Linked DNA regions of Homo sapiens: regions 1 and 3 are each linked to region 2. A link is an interaction called in ENCODE POLR2A ChIA-PET data of the cell type or tissue named here. Cell type or tissue: MCF 10A. All regions are shown on one strand. Region 1 has its middle 6.9 kb from the start of SH2B2. Region 2 has its middle 15 kb from the start of TRIM56. Region 3 has its middle 25 kb from the start of CUX1.

Evidence for each region. ChIA-PET counts read pairs that join two places held together with the same protein. Peaks named below come from ENCODE experiments on the same cell type or tissue, not always from the same donor. Only the 100,000 strongest peaks of a DNase experiment are listed, where the experiment ranks them.
Region 1: POLR2A ChIA-PET joins it to region 2 with 5 read pairs; 2 of 35 experiments call an interaction of 5 or more read pairs at or near these places.
Region 3: POLR2A ChIA-PET joins it to region 2 with 5 read pairs; 1 of 35 experiments calls an interaction of 5 or more read pairs at or near these places.

What each region holds. Positions count from the first base shown.
Region 1 is chr7:102,277,927-102,281,926 of GRCh38, forward strand. It overlaps a transcript of CUX1 not described here. Among named protein-coding and RNA genes, the nearest start is that of SH2B2, 6.9 kb to the right of the region's middle. RefSeq lists enhancers at 1,285-1,903, 1,904-2,523. In MCF 10A, a CTCF peak has its summit at 1,710 (motif pointing right); a DNase peak (open chromatin) is centred at 1,715.
Region 2 is chr7:101,098,796-101,102,795 of GRCh38, forward strand. No RefSeq gene overlaps it. Among named protein-coding and RNA genes, the nearest start is that of TRIM56, 15 kb to the left of the region's middle. RefSeq lists enhancers at 597-1,304, 1,305-2,012, 1,373-1,667, 1,420-1,564, 1,465-1,609 and cis regulatory regions at 1,487-1,497, 1,532-1,542. In MCF 10A, no CTCF peak of the experiment used is centred here; a DNase peak (open chromatin) is centred at 1,526.
Region 3 is chr7:101,790,130-101,794,129 of GRCh38, forward strand. No RefSeq gene overlaps it. Among named protein-coding and RNA genes, the nearest start is that of CUX1, 25 kb to the right of the region's middle. In MCF 10A, no CTCF peak of the experiment used is centred here; DNase peaks (open chromatin) are centred at 2,062 and 2,412.

The DNA.
Region 1 (4,000 bases), 1.2 Mb after region 2:
TTCCTTGCCCCTCCCCCCCCAGGAGAACCGCCTGGCCCAGCACACCCTCCAGGCCCTGCAGAGTGAGCTGGACAGCCTGCGCGCCGACAACATCAAGCTCTTTGAGAAGATCAAGTTCCTGCAGAGCTACCCTGGCCGGGTGAGGGCCCTCCCCTGGCCTCAGCTCCAGGTGGACCAGGCAGGGAGAGAGGCCGATCAGGGCTCTGGAGATGGGAGGGTCGGGGACCAAGACCTGCTGGGCAGCACTGGGCCCCAGAGACCCCTGAGGCCTTCCGACATCTCCCCACCCACCCACCTGCCTGCTAGCTGCCCTCCCTAAGCCGGGAGAAGCTCACAGAGTGGAGCCCCTGTCCAGATTCATTCATAAAAACTGGCCAGAAGGACCAGGCACGGTGGCTCATGCCTGTCATCCCACCACTGTGGGAGGCCGAGGCAGGAGAATTGCCTGAGCTCAGAAGTTCGAGACCAGCCTGGCCAATATGGTGAAACCCCGTCTCTACTAAAAATACAAAAAAAGTATCCGGGCATGGTGGTGCACACCTGTAGTCCCAGCTACTCAGGAGGCTGAGGCAGGAGAATCGCTGGAACCCAGGAGGCGGAGGTTTCAGTGAGCCAAGATCACACCACTGCACTCCAGCCTGGGCAACAAGAGCGAAACTCCGTCTCAAAAATAAAATAAAATAAAAATAAATAAAATAAAATTAAAATAAAATAAAATAAAATAAAATAAAAAAATAAAATAAAATATAAAATAAAATAAATAAAATAAAATAATAAAATAGTAAAGTAAAATAAAATAATAATAAATAAAATAAAATAAAATAGAAAAGAAAATACTAGCCAGAAGGGCCAGGCACAGTGGCTCATGCCTGTAATCCCAGCACCGTGAGAGGCCGAGGCGGGTGGAGTTTGAGACCAGCCTGGCCGACATAGTGAAACCCTATCTCTACTGAAAATACAAAAATTAGCCAGGCATCGTGGCACGTGCCTGTAGTCCCAGCTACTCAGGAGGCTGAGGTGGGAGGATCACTTGAGCCCAGGAGGTACAGGCTGCAGTGAGCTGAGATCCAGCCACTACACTCCAGCCCAGGTGACAGAGCAAGACCCTGCCTCCAAAAAATAAAAATAAATAGGCTGGGCATGGTGGCTCAGGCCTGTAATCCCAGCGGTTTGGGAGGCTGAGGCGGGCGGATCATTTGAGGTCAGGAGTTCCAGACCAGCCTGGCCAACATAGTGAAACCCCGTCTCTACTAAAAATATAAAAATTGGCTGGGCGTGGTGTCATGCACCTGTAATCCCAGCTACTCAGGCGGCTAAGGCAGGAGAATCGCTTGAACCTGAGAGGTGGAGGTTGCAGTGAGCCGAGGTCACACCATTGCACTCCAGCCTGGGCGACAGAGCGAAACTCTGTCTCAAATAAATAAATAAGCAATAATAAAAAATGTAAACAGAATTTGGTCCACACTCCAAAAAGCAACCAAGAGAGTGGATCAGAAACTCACTTGCCGAGTTTTTCTGGGCTAGGGAGGCCTGTGCGTGGCTTCTCTCAGCCCCCAGGCCTCCCAGGGGCCACCCCGTGCCAGGAAACCCTTTCTATGAGTGAGAGAAGAGCGTGGGGCATAGTGGGGCAGGGATTCACCTCTCCCTCTTCCTTTGGGGCCCAGCAGCCCCCAGCCCTGTCCCCACCCATCAGAGCCGCTCCTTGGCCACCAGAGGGCACTCAGACTCTGCAAACCAGCCTGGCTCTGGGTGGCCAGCTGGGGGGCGTCTCCTCTCCCAGCTGCCTGCCTGCTCGCATGACCACCCCACACTCCCAGCAAACCCACCTTCCTGCAGCTGCGCCCGGCCCTGCCTGGGCCTCAGTTCCCCATCTGTGCCCGGAGGCACTGTGGCCCTGACCCCATGGGTAACTCCATGCCCCTGTGGCAGGAGGCACCAGCCACATTCACATTGTCACCCCAGCACCCTCTCCTCCCGCCTCTGAGATCTAGGGCTCCCTCCCCCACTTCCCTTTTTTGCAGATGAGGAAACTGAGGCTCCCCTGGGCTCCTGCCCTTCCCGCTGGGCCCCAAGGCACTGACTGGTTCTCTTCCCCTCCCTGTCTGTGCAGGGCAGCGGCAGTGATGACACGGAGCTGCGGTACTCGTCCCAGTACGAGGAGCGCCTGGACCCCTTCTCCTCCTTCAGCAAGCGGGTTCGTGAGCCCAGCCTGGGCAGGGGAGGGGAGGGGCATCAGCCCAGGGAAGCCCAGGGGTCCCCCCATCACTTGGCCCCTATCCCTGAGCACTCGGCCTTCCCTGGCTCCCCTCCACCTGCCCTTGTCTGGGTGCTCTCGGCCAGCCTTGCCACGCCAGCCCTGCACACCCTGGCCCCTCAGGCCAGGAGCCCCCCCAAGACAGCCTCCCCACCGCTTCAGTGCAATGTAGGCCCAGGGCCCATTCAGGAACACCTGCCGAGGACTACCCGAGGGTGTGTGGCAGTGACCGGGTTAACCTGGAGTGCATTTGCGGGACAGGCAGACAAGGAAAAACCAGTTACAGCTCCCAGAATCGGGCGATCCATTGTGGGGACCCCACCCCACAACTCCCCTCCCCCACCCAGACTGCAGAAGTTCTGCCCGTGGAGTACTTTCCCATGGGCAGAATGGACGGCTGCAGAGGCGGGGAGGGGCTCTCACAGATGTCAGGGGAGTCCAGAATGTCACACTGAGTAGACTGTGCACCCAGGGAAGCCCCTGGCAGCACCCTGGCAGCCCCCTGGGGGTCTGCAAGAACAGCGGGCAGGGTGTCCTGTGGCTGGCCAGGCCCTGCTCTCTGCCACAAGCCAGGGCCTGTGAGGTCCTTTGGGGTCCTTTCCTGACTGTCCCTCCCTGTGCAGGAGCGGCAGAGGAAGTACCTGAGCTTGAGTCCCTGGGACAAGGCCACCCTCAGCATGGTGAGTCCCTGCCCCTACCCACCCCCTCCCTGGACAGGCCTGAGCCTCTGTCTCCAGGCACCTCTTCACCTGCCCTGCAGCCCAGGCTGGAGGAGCCGCCAGCCCTGCCAAGAGTGGCTGTGTGATCTGGGACAGGGTCTCTCCCCTTCCCGGGCAGATCCTCTGAGAGCATGGTTCACAGCATGGTTCTGAACTGGGCTGTAGAGGGGGCATTCCTCAGAATTCCTGCAGCCTAGAGTCAGACATGGTGGCTCACACCTGTCATCCCAGCACTTTGGGAGGTGGGAGGATTGCTTGAGCCCAGGAGTTCGAGACCAGCCTGGGCAACACAGTAAGATCCTGTCTCTACAAAAAATAAAATTAGCCAGGCGCAGTGGTGTGCACCTGTAGTCCCAGCTACTCAGGAGGCTGACGGAGGAGGATCACTTGAGCCTAGGAAGTCAATGCTACAGTGAGCTGTGACCACTACATTCCAGCCTGGGCAACCTTGTCTAAAAAAACGTTTTTAAAGAATTCCGGTGGCCGGGCACAGCAGCTCACGCCTGTAATCTCAGCACTTTGGGAGGCCAAGTTGGGCGGATCACCTGAGGTCTGGAGTTCGAGACCAGCCTGGCCAACATAGTGAAACCCTATCTCTAGTAAAAATACAAAAATTAGCTGGGCGTGGTGACGCACACCTGTAATCCCAGCTACTCAGGAGGCTGAGGCAGGAGAATCACTTGAACCCAGGAGGTGGAGGTTGCAGTGAGCCAAGATCACACCACTGCACTCCAGCCTGGGCGACAGAGGGAGACTCTGTCTCAAAAAAAAAAGAATTCCAGCAGCCCATGTCCCTGGCCCATAATGATGGAATAGGGGCCCCAGCTTCCTGTCCCTTCCCTCCCCTTGCCACCCTAGGGCCCTTTCTGTGAAGCCCAGGCAGCCCTGCAGGGGTGGGTGAGGCCGGCCCCATCCCCACTCACCCCCTCCTTGCTCCCAGGGGCGTCTGGTTCTCTCCAACAAGATGGCGCGCACCATCGGCTTCTTCTACACACTGTTCCTGCACTGCCTGGTCTTCCTGGTGAGT
Region 2 (4,000 bases):
TTTTTAGTAGAGACAAGATTTCACCATATTAGCCAAGCTGGTCTCCAGCTCCTGACCTTGTGATCTGCCTGCCTTGTCCTCCCAAAGTGCTGGGATTACAGGCGTGAGCCACCGTACCTAGCCCCCTTTTTTTATTTTTTATTTTGTTTTTTGAGACAGGGTCTCACTTTGTCGCCCAGGCTGGAGGGCAGTGGTGCGATCTCGGCTCACTGCAGCCTCAACCTCCAGGGCTCAAATGATTCTCCTGTCTCAGTCCCTCAAGTAGCTGAGATTACAGGCACTCACGACCATACCTGGCTAATTTTTGTAGAGATGGCATTTTGCCATGTTGGTCAGGCTGCTCTCAAACTCCTGGGCTCAAGCGATCTGTCCGCCTCGGCCTCCCAAAGCACTGGGATTACAGGCGTGAGCCGCCGCATCCAGCTGCATCTGTGGGTACTTTCCAGCCTGTGGCATTTGGGGTCCTCCCTGCAGGGGGGGCGGGTTCTAGGAACATCTACCTACTGGCCAAACCCACTCCCCTAACCTGGTATCCAAGAGCCCCCAAAAAAGCTTCCTTCCTCTCCCCTCCAAGTTTTCCCAAAGAGGAAGAGGAATGATCTCAGCCTCTGGCCTCCCCATCAAATACAGGAGAACCGATAGCAGTGGCTGAGATCTTGCCTTCGCCTGCTCCCCATCCATTGACTCCCAGAAGCCTTCACATTCTGTTACATATGAGAAAACCAACCGAGGCTTGGCGAGGCTTGCTCAGAATAAGTCGATTTCAATTTAGACTGAGAACTGTCTGACTCCAAAGCTGCCCTTCCTAGCACCCAATGCCCAGTTCTCTGCCTTCTCAAGCAGCTCAAATCCTGGCCGAGTCACTTGAGCCTATCTGTATCTCTGTTTCCTCATTTATAAGATGAGTGAGTGGATGAAATAAGATCTGAGATGCTAAGCCGGGTACAGTGGCTCACGCCTGTAATCCCGGCACTTTGGGAGGCCAAGGTGGGCAGATCACCTGAGATTGGGAGTTGAAGACCAGCCTGACCAACATGGTGAAACCCCGTCTCTACTAAAAATACAAAATTAGCCAGGTGTGGTGTCGCATGCCTTTAATCCCAGCTACTTGGGAGGCTGAGGTAGGAGAATTGCTTGAACCCGGGAGGCAGAGGTTGCAGTGAGCCAAGATGGCACCTTTGCACTCCAGCCTGGGTAACAACAGTGAAACTCCATCTCAAAAAAAAAAAAAAAAAAGATCTGAGATGCTGCCCCGTGCTAATAAACCAGGCCCTGGTCCCTATTAGGAGAGGTCTGGAATTTTGACCTAAGGGGGGTGCTCAGAGACACACCATGCACCCTGCTGGCATCCTGTTCAAGGCCCCCAAGACGGAGATGGAGAGACACAATGACAAGCGGGGAGGGAATGCTTTGAATGGCTTGGCGGGGGAGAGGGCCCTCGGCTGCCGGTGACAGCCTGAATAAGAATTCTGCAATTCATCCTCTGATGACTCAGCTAGTTGGACCGGCGCCTCTGCCAACCCTGGGGAGCATGAGTCAGCAGCTGAGGGGGCCGATGGCAGGAGAGATCGCTGTGGTCCATGTGAGCAGTGACTGTAGGGAGAACGGCCTGTTCCCAGCTCCTAACCCCAAGGCGGAGCATCTGCCTCTGCGGTCGGACACACACGGGCCTCAGGTTCTTAGCCATGTGGCCAAGCCTCCTCCCTCAGACCCGATCTCTCCTCCTTTGCACTAGTGCAGTCACAGCCCCAGAAACGCAGGGGTCACGTCTGCTCCCCACAGCCTTGGTGAGCAGCCGTATCTGCAACAAGAGACTCTGCTCCTCCCTCCTCTTCACTCTTTCCGTGGGGTTAGATTGACCTCCCAAGCACAGCAACGAAGCCCATGCCGGAGAAGAGGAGAAGGAGGGACGTGGCGCAGGCCAGGTACATGGCTGGGCAGATGGCCACGGCGTCCTTCCCTGCTTCTGGGGGTTGGGGAATGGGTTTCTCGGGGGTTGATATTTTTGCTCAGGGGCCAACTCAGAAAACCTTCCTTCACACTTGGAAACAGCCGTATCTATGTTGCCTCCCGTGATCGTAGGTTAGGGACGGTCCATCCACTTATTCACTTATTAGAAGAAAACAGCCAAAGCAAGCCAAGGTGCAGCAGACCCCCGAGTCCAGAGAGCTGCTGGTGGCACAAGGCCGCAGAGTGAGGCGCACACGCAGACCTCACCCCCTCCAGCAATGCCTGCCTGCCATGCCTGGCAGCTCTGATCATCATCTAACTTTTTTTTTTTTTTTTTTGAGACAGAGTCTCTGTCACCCAGGCTGGAATGCAGTAGTGCAATCTCAGCTCACTGCAACCTCTATCTCCCAGGTCCAAGTGATTCTCCTGCCTCAGCCTCCTGAGCAGCTGGAATTACAGGCACCCGCCACCATGCCCAGCTATTTCTTCTATTTTTAGTAGAGACGGGGTTTCACTATGTTGGCCAGGCTGGTCTGGAACTCCTGACCTTTAGTGATCTGCCCGCCTCAGCCTCCCAGAGTACTGGGATCACAGGCATGAGCCACCGCACCCGGCTTCACTGCCTAACTTAGATTGTTCACATGCAGCTCCTTCCCTGCCTACAAAACCCTTCAGGAGGACAAGGGCTTCTAATTCATAGTGGGCACTCCATAATCAGGTATTTTGGAGATATCTATTGGTTGAAATAACGAATGAGTGAATGTATGCTAAAGCCTAGTCACTTTCGTTCAGATCGCATATACACTCCAGGGCAGGTGGCAACTCTATTGAGGGGGTGAGACCCTTCTGCAAAAGAGATTTATTAATTATTCCTTTCCTTGGAAGGGAGGCATGAGTAAGAATGAAGTTATTTAAGCTCAGTGGCTCATGCCTGTCATCCCAGAGCTTTGGGAGGCGAAGGAAGGAGGATTGCTTGAACCCAGGAGCTCGAGACCAACCTGAGCACTATAGCGAGACACCATCTCTACAAAAAGTTTAAAAATTGGCTGGGTGTGGTTGTGTGCACTTATAATCCCAGCTACTTGGGAGGCTGAGAGCAGGAGGATCGCTTGATCCTGGTAGGTGGAGGTTGCAGTAAACTGAGATTGTACCACTGTACTCCAGCCTGGGTGACAGAGCGAGACCCTGTCTCAAAACAAAACAAACAGAAAGATAATAACCCCTCCCTGCTGGGCTTTTTATTTTTCCATACCTCTCTAACCTTCTAACATACTCTACCCTTTCATTATGTATTCTGCTTATTGTTACCGATTTTCAACCCCTGTAGAATGCAAGCCCCATGAGGACGGGGGACTTTGTTTTGTTCACTGATAGGTCCGGAATAGTGCCTGGGCTATAGTACATGCAGAATGAGTGAATGAGTGAATGTATGCAGGAATGAGAGTGGGATGCAGTGTACATTTCCTCCCAGCCAGGCTCCTTTCTGCCTGCCATGCATACCACATGGATTCTCTTTTGGTCCTCTCAGGAATTCTATGTGGGGGGGGTATCACTCCCATCCCCATTTTATTTTTTTTATTTTTTTATTTTTGAGATGGAGTTTTGCTCTTTCGCCCAGGCTGGAGTGCAGTGGTGCGATCTCTGCTCACTGCAACCTCTGCCCCTCCAGGTTCAAGCGATTGTCCTGCCTCAGCCTTCCGAGTAGCTGGGATTACAGGCATGTGCCACCACACCCGGCTAATTTTTGTATTTTTAGTACAGACGGGATTTCACCATGTTGGTCAGGCTGCTCTCAAACTCCTGATCAGCCTCAAGTGATCCACCCGCCTCAGCTTCCCAAAGTGCCGGGATTACAGGCGTGAGCCACCACTCCTGACCATCCTCGTTTTAAAGATGAGGAAGGTAGCCGGGTGTGGTGGCTCATGCCTATAATCCCAGCACTTTGGGAGCCGTAGCCTGTGTATCGCTTGAGCCCAGGAGTTTGAGACCAGCCTGGGGAACATGGTGAAATCCCATCTCTACAAAAAATACAAAAAATTAGCCAGGTGTT
Region 3 (4,000 bases), 690 kb after region 2:
AGTGGTTCACGCCTGTAATCCCAGCACTTTGGGAGGCTGAGGTGGGCAGATACCAGAGGTCAGGAGTTCGAGACCAGCCTGACCAACATGGAGAAACCCCATCTCTACTAAAAATACAAAATTAGCTGGGTATGGTGGCGCATGCCTGTAATCCCAGCTACTCGGGAGGCTGAGGCAGGAGAATCGCTTGAACCCAGGAGGCGGAGGTTGAGGTGAGGTGAGATTGCGCCATTGCACTCCAGCCTGGGCAACAGGAGCGAAACTCTGTATCAAAAAAAAAAAAAAAAAAAAAAAAAAAATCAGTTCTCCGGGAAGCGGACTCTGAGACAGAATTTTCAGTGAAGAAAGCTTTTTGGGACTGGGTCAATACTTCTGGATCAATTCATTTAAGGAAGTGAGGGAAGGGCTGAGCTGCTCTAAAGTCACAAACAAAGGCCACAGCAAATCCTGTGAGGTCCCCGGAACTGCGTTCACCCATCAGGGTTGTCCCACCCTGAGGCATGGGGACTGGGCCTTTATAACCCCTACACTGAGAAGCCATAGATGTTGGCTGCCTTCGGGGAGGGCCATGGACTTGACCAAGGTGGCTGTCTTTGGGGAGGCTATATTTGCAAAAGGACTCAGCTAAAAGCTGTTAGCCACCAGCATTCCCAGCAGCGGGGCACTGAGGGTGTCAGTCCTGAAGGAATGACGGGCAATGCTCCACCCTCCACTGTGCAGCCAGACCTACTCCCCACCTGGTCAGAGAGAGGAGCCTCACCTCGGAGGAGGGACCTGTGCCCTTGGCCTTATAGCACAGAGAAAACAAGAGAAAGCAAACTTGTTTCCAAAAGACCATCATAAAAATACTCTTTGTTGATTTTTCTTTTTTTAATTAAAACATGTTTTGTTTTGTTTTTTTTAATTATCAGTCATAGAGATGGGATCTCACTATGTTGCCCAGGCCGGACTCGAACTCCTTGTCTCAAGCAGTCCTCCTGCCTTGGCCTCCCAAAGCTCTGGGATTACAGGTATGAGCCACAGCACCCAGCTCCCTCTTGTTTTTAAATCGTTTTCCCCTCCCCTTCTCCTGTTTGAAGGCAACATGGCACAAGTCTTACTCTTGAAGCAGCAGCCTCTCTGACCGTAGAGAAAGAAACATCTGTGGAGAGTTTTCAAATGGCAAAAATAATGACAGTAATCAGCCGTCTTGTTACTTCTTGGGGACTGGGTGAAGTCAGTCCTTATTCAAAGAGATGGAATTTTCAGCATGGTTCCAATATGTCTTTTAATGGTTACACACATAGGTCCCTGAAAAGTATCCATGAGAAATAAAAAGAGCTGGGCTGTTTCTTTGAGTATTCTTTCAGCAGAAAAAAAAGAAAAAAGAGAAAACTGACTTGAGGGTATTGCTAAAAGATTTTCTGGTGTGGTTTTCTTTTCTTTTTCTTTCTTTTTCTTTTTTTTTTTTTTTTTGAGACAGGATCTTGTTCTGTCACCCAGGCTGGAGTGCAGTGGCATGATCACGGCTCACTGTAAACTTGATGTTCTGCACTCAAGTGATCCTCCCACTTCAGCCTCCCGAGTAGCTGGGATTACACGCACGTGCTACCATGCCCAGCTAATTTTTGTATTTTTTTGTAGAGACAGGGTTTCGCCATGTTACCCAGGCTGGTCTCAAACTCCTGGGCTCAAGCAATCTGCCCTATTTGTTTTCATTTGAGGGACAGGGCATCATGTACTATTTAATAAAAAAAAAAAGCGCCAGGCATGGTAGCTCACCCCTGTAATCCCAGTACTTTGGGAGGCCAAGGTGGGAGGATTGCTTGAGCCCAGGAGTTCAAGACCAGCCTGGGCAATATAGTGAAATCCTATCTCTACAAAAAATTTAAAAATTAGCCAAGTGTGGTGGCAAATGCCTGTAGTCCCAGCTACTTGGGAGGCTGAGATGGGGGGATCGCTGGAGCCCAGGAGTTCCAGGCTGCAGTGACTGGTGATCACACCACTGCACTCCAGCCTGGGCGACAGAGCGAAACCCTGACTCAAAAAAAAAAAGGAAAAAAAAGAAAGAAAGGAAAACAAATTGGATCATCAAATTGTCTGAGTCACCTGAGAAACCACAATTTAATGCCACCTTTCGATACCCAGAGTTCCTATCTTTGAATCAAATTAAGTAGAAAAACAAGTTAAAAAAAAAATCCTTAAATAATTATGGAGGTGGGCAGAGGGTTTTTTTTTTTTTGTGATCGAAATGGTTGATAATGCTTGTAGAAGAAAGGAAAAACATCTCATATAAAAATTTAATCTGAATGTTTTTGTTGTTAAAAGTCTCCTGTGAATCATGAATTATGAAAAACATGACCCAGGAAAGCTGTGAACAAGTTGATTCAAGTATCTCAGGCATGTGATGATCTCACGCCCCAGTCCAGCTTGGCTTCTGGGACGGTTAGGATTTTATCAGGTTCAGGGAACACTGATGGCCTAATTCTGGCTCCAGGCCTCACCCGGCTCTTTTCACACTGGCGCCAGATGTTTGGGAAGTTTTCAGGAAATTGTGGAAAACCAGACCTCAGGCTGGTCACCTTCCAGCAAGGTAGGAGGTGGCTGGTATGGTTTTCCCATTATTTTTTTCTTTTCCCTTTTTTTTTTTTTTGAGACAGGGTCTTGCTCTGTCACTGAGGCTGGAGTGCAGTGGTGTGATTTAAGCTGACTGCAACCTTGACCTCCCAGGCTCTAGCGATTCTCCTTAAGGATTGCAACCTCAGCCTCCCAAGTACCAGGGACTACAAGCCCACACCACCACACCTGGCTAATTTTTTTATTTTTTGTAGAGACGGTGTCTTGCTATGTTGCTCAGGCTGGTCTCAAACTCCTGGGCTCAAGCAATCCTCCCACCTCAGCCTCCTAAAGTGCTGGGATTACAGGCGTGAGCCACCGTCCACAGCTGCTCACCCATTCTTAAATACAAAAGGAGACCCTGAAAATAAACTGTACAGAGGGATAGATTAGACCTCATGACCCTTGACCTTTAACTCTTCACTGAGGAAGGAGCCCGGCTCCTTTTTTCCTACCTGCACTCATCAGACATTTATTACACGTGGTGGGGCGTGGTGGCTCACAGCTGTAATCCCGGCATTTTGGGAGGCTGAGGCGGGTGGGTCACCTGAGGTCAGGAGTTCGAGACCAGCCTGGCCAACCTGACGAAACCCCGTCTCTACTAAAATTACAAAAAATTAGCTGGGTGTGGTGGCGCGTACCTGTGATCCCAGCTACTCGGGAGGCTGACACAAGAGAATAGCTTGAACCCGGGAGGTGGAGGTTGTAGTGAGCCTAGATCGCGCCACTGCACTCCAGCTTGGGCGAAAGAGCGAGAGTCCGCCTCAAAACAAACAAACAAAAAGACATTTATTAGATGCCTACTATGTGCCAGGCCTGTAGAGAAATATGACAAGGTCTCCGCCCTGAGGTGGAGCTCAGGTCAGTGGAAGAAATTGGAAAATAACTGAAACACAGTGAGACCAACAGACTGCAGGCAACATCCGATTCTGAGATGAAATCCATGTGACGTGCTCTGAGGGCCAAAGGATAGCCTTGGCCTGGAGAGTTGGGCACCCTTACAAAGTGGGACAGAAGACATGCCCGTCCCTTGCATGGAGTGATTAAACCCCGGGCAAAGAAAGGAATCAGTGATGACTCTGGTGCCTGGGACGTTCAGATGCGGGTGGATGTTAGAAAACGCTTTAACAACTGTCCAATCAGAAGGGAGGGGCCCTGACCAGTCATGGTGGACGCTGGCCATTAAAGGACTGTGGGGCCCTATTGGTGTACATGGTGTCTGGGGAGCAGGGAGGAGGGAGGATTCTGGAGGGCTGGAGCACTGATGGAAGGATAGAGGCTGAGACTGGAAGTAGGGGCTTAGAGCTTAACTCCAGGGAAAATAGCGAGGAGCGTGAAAGACTTGCCGGAGAGAGGCCAGGCGGGGCACAGTGGCTCACGCCTATAATCCCACCACTCTGGGAGG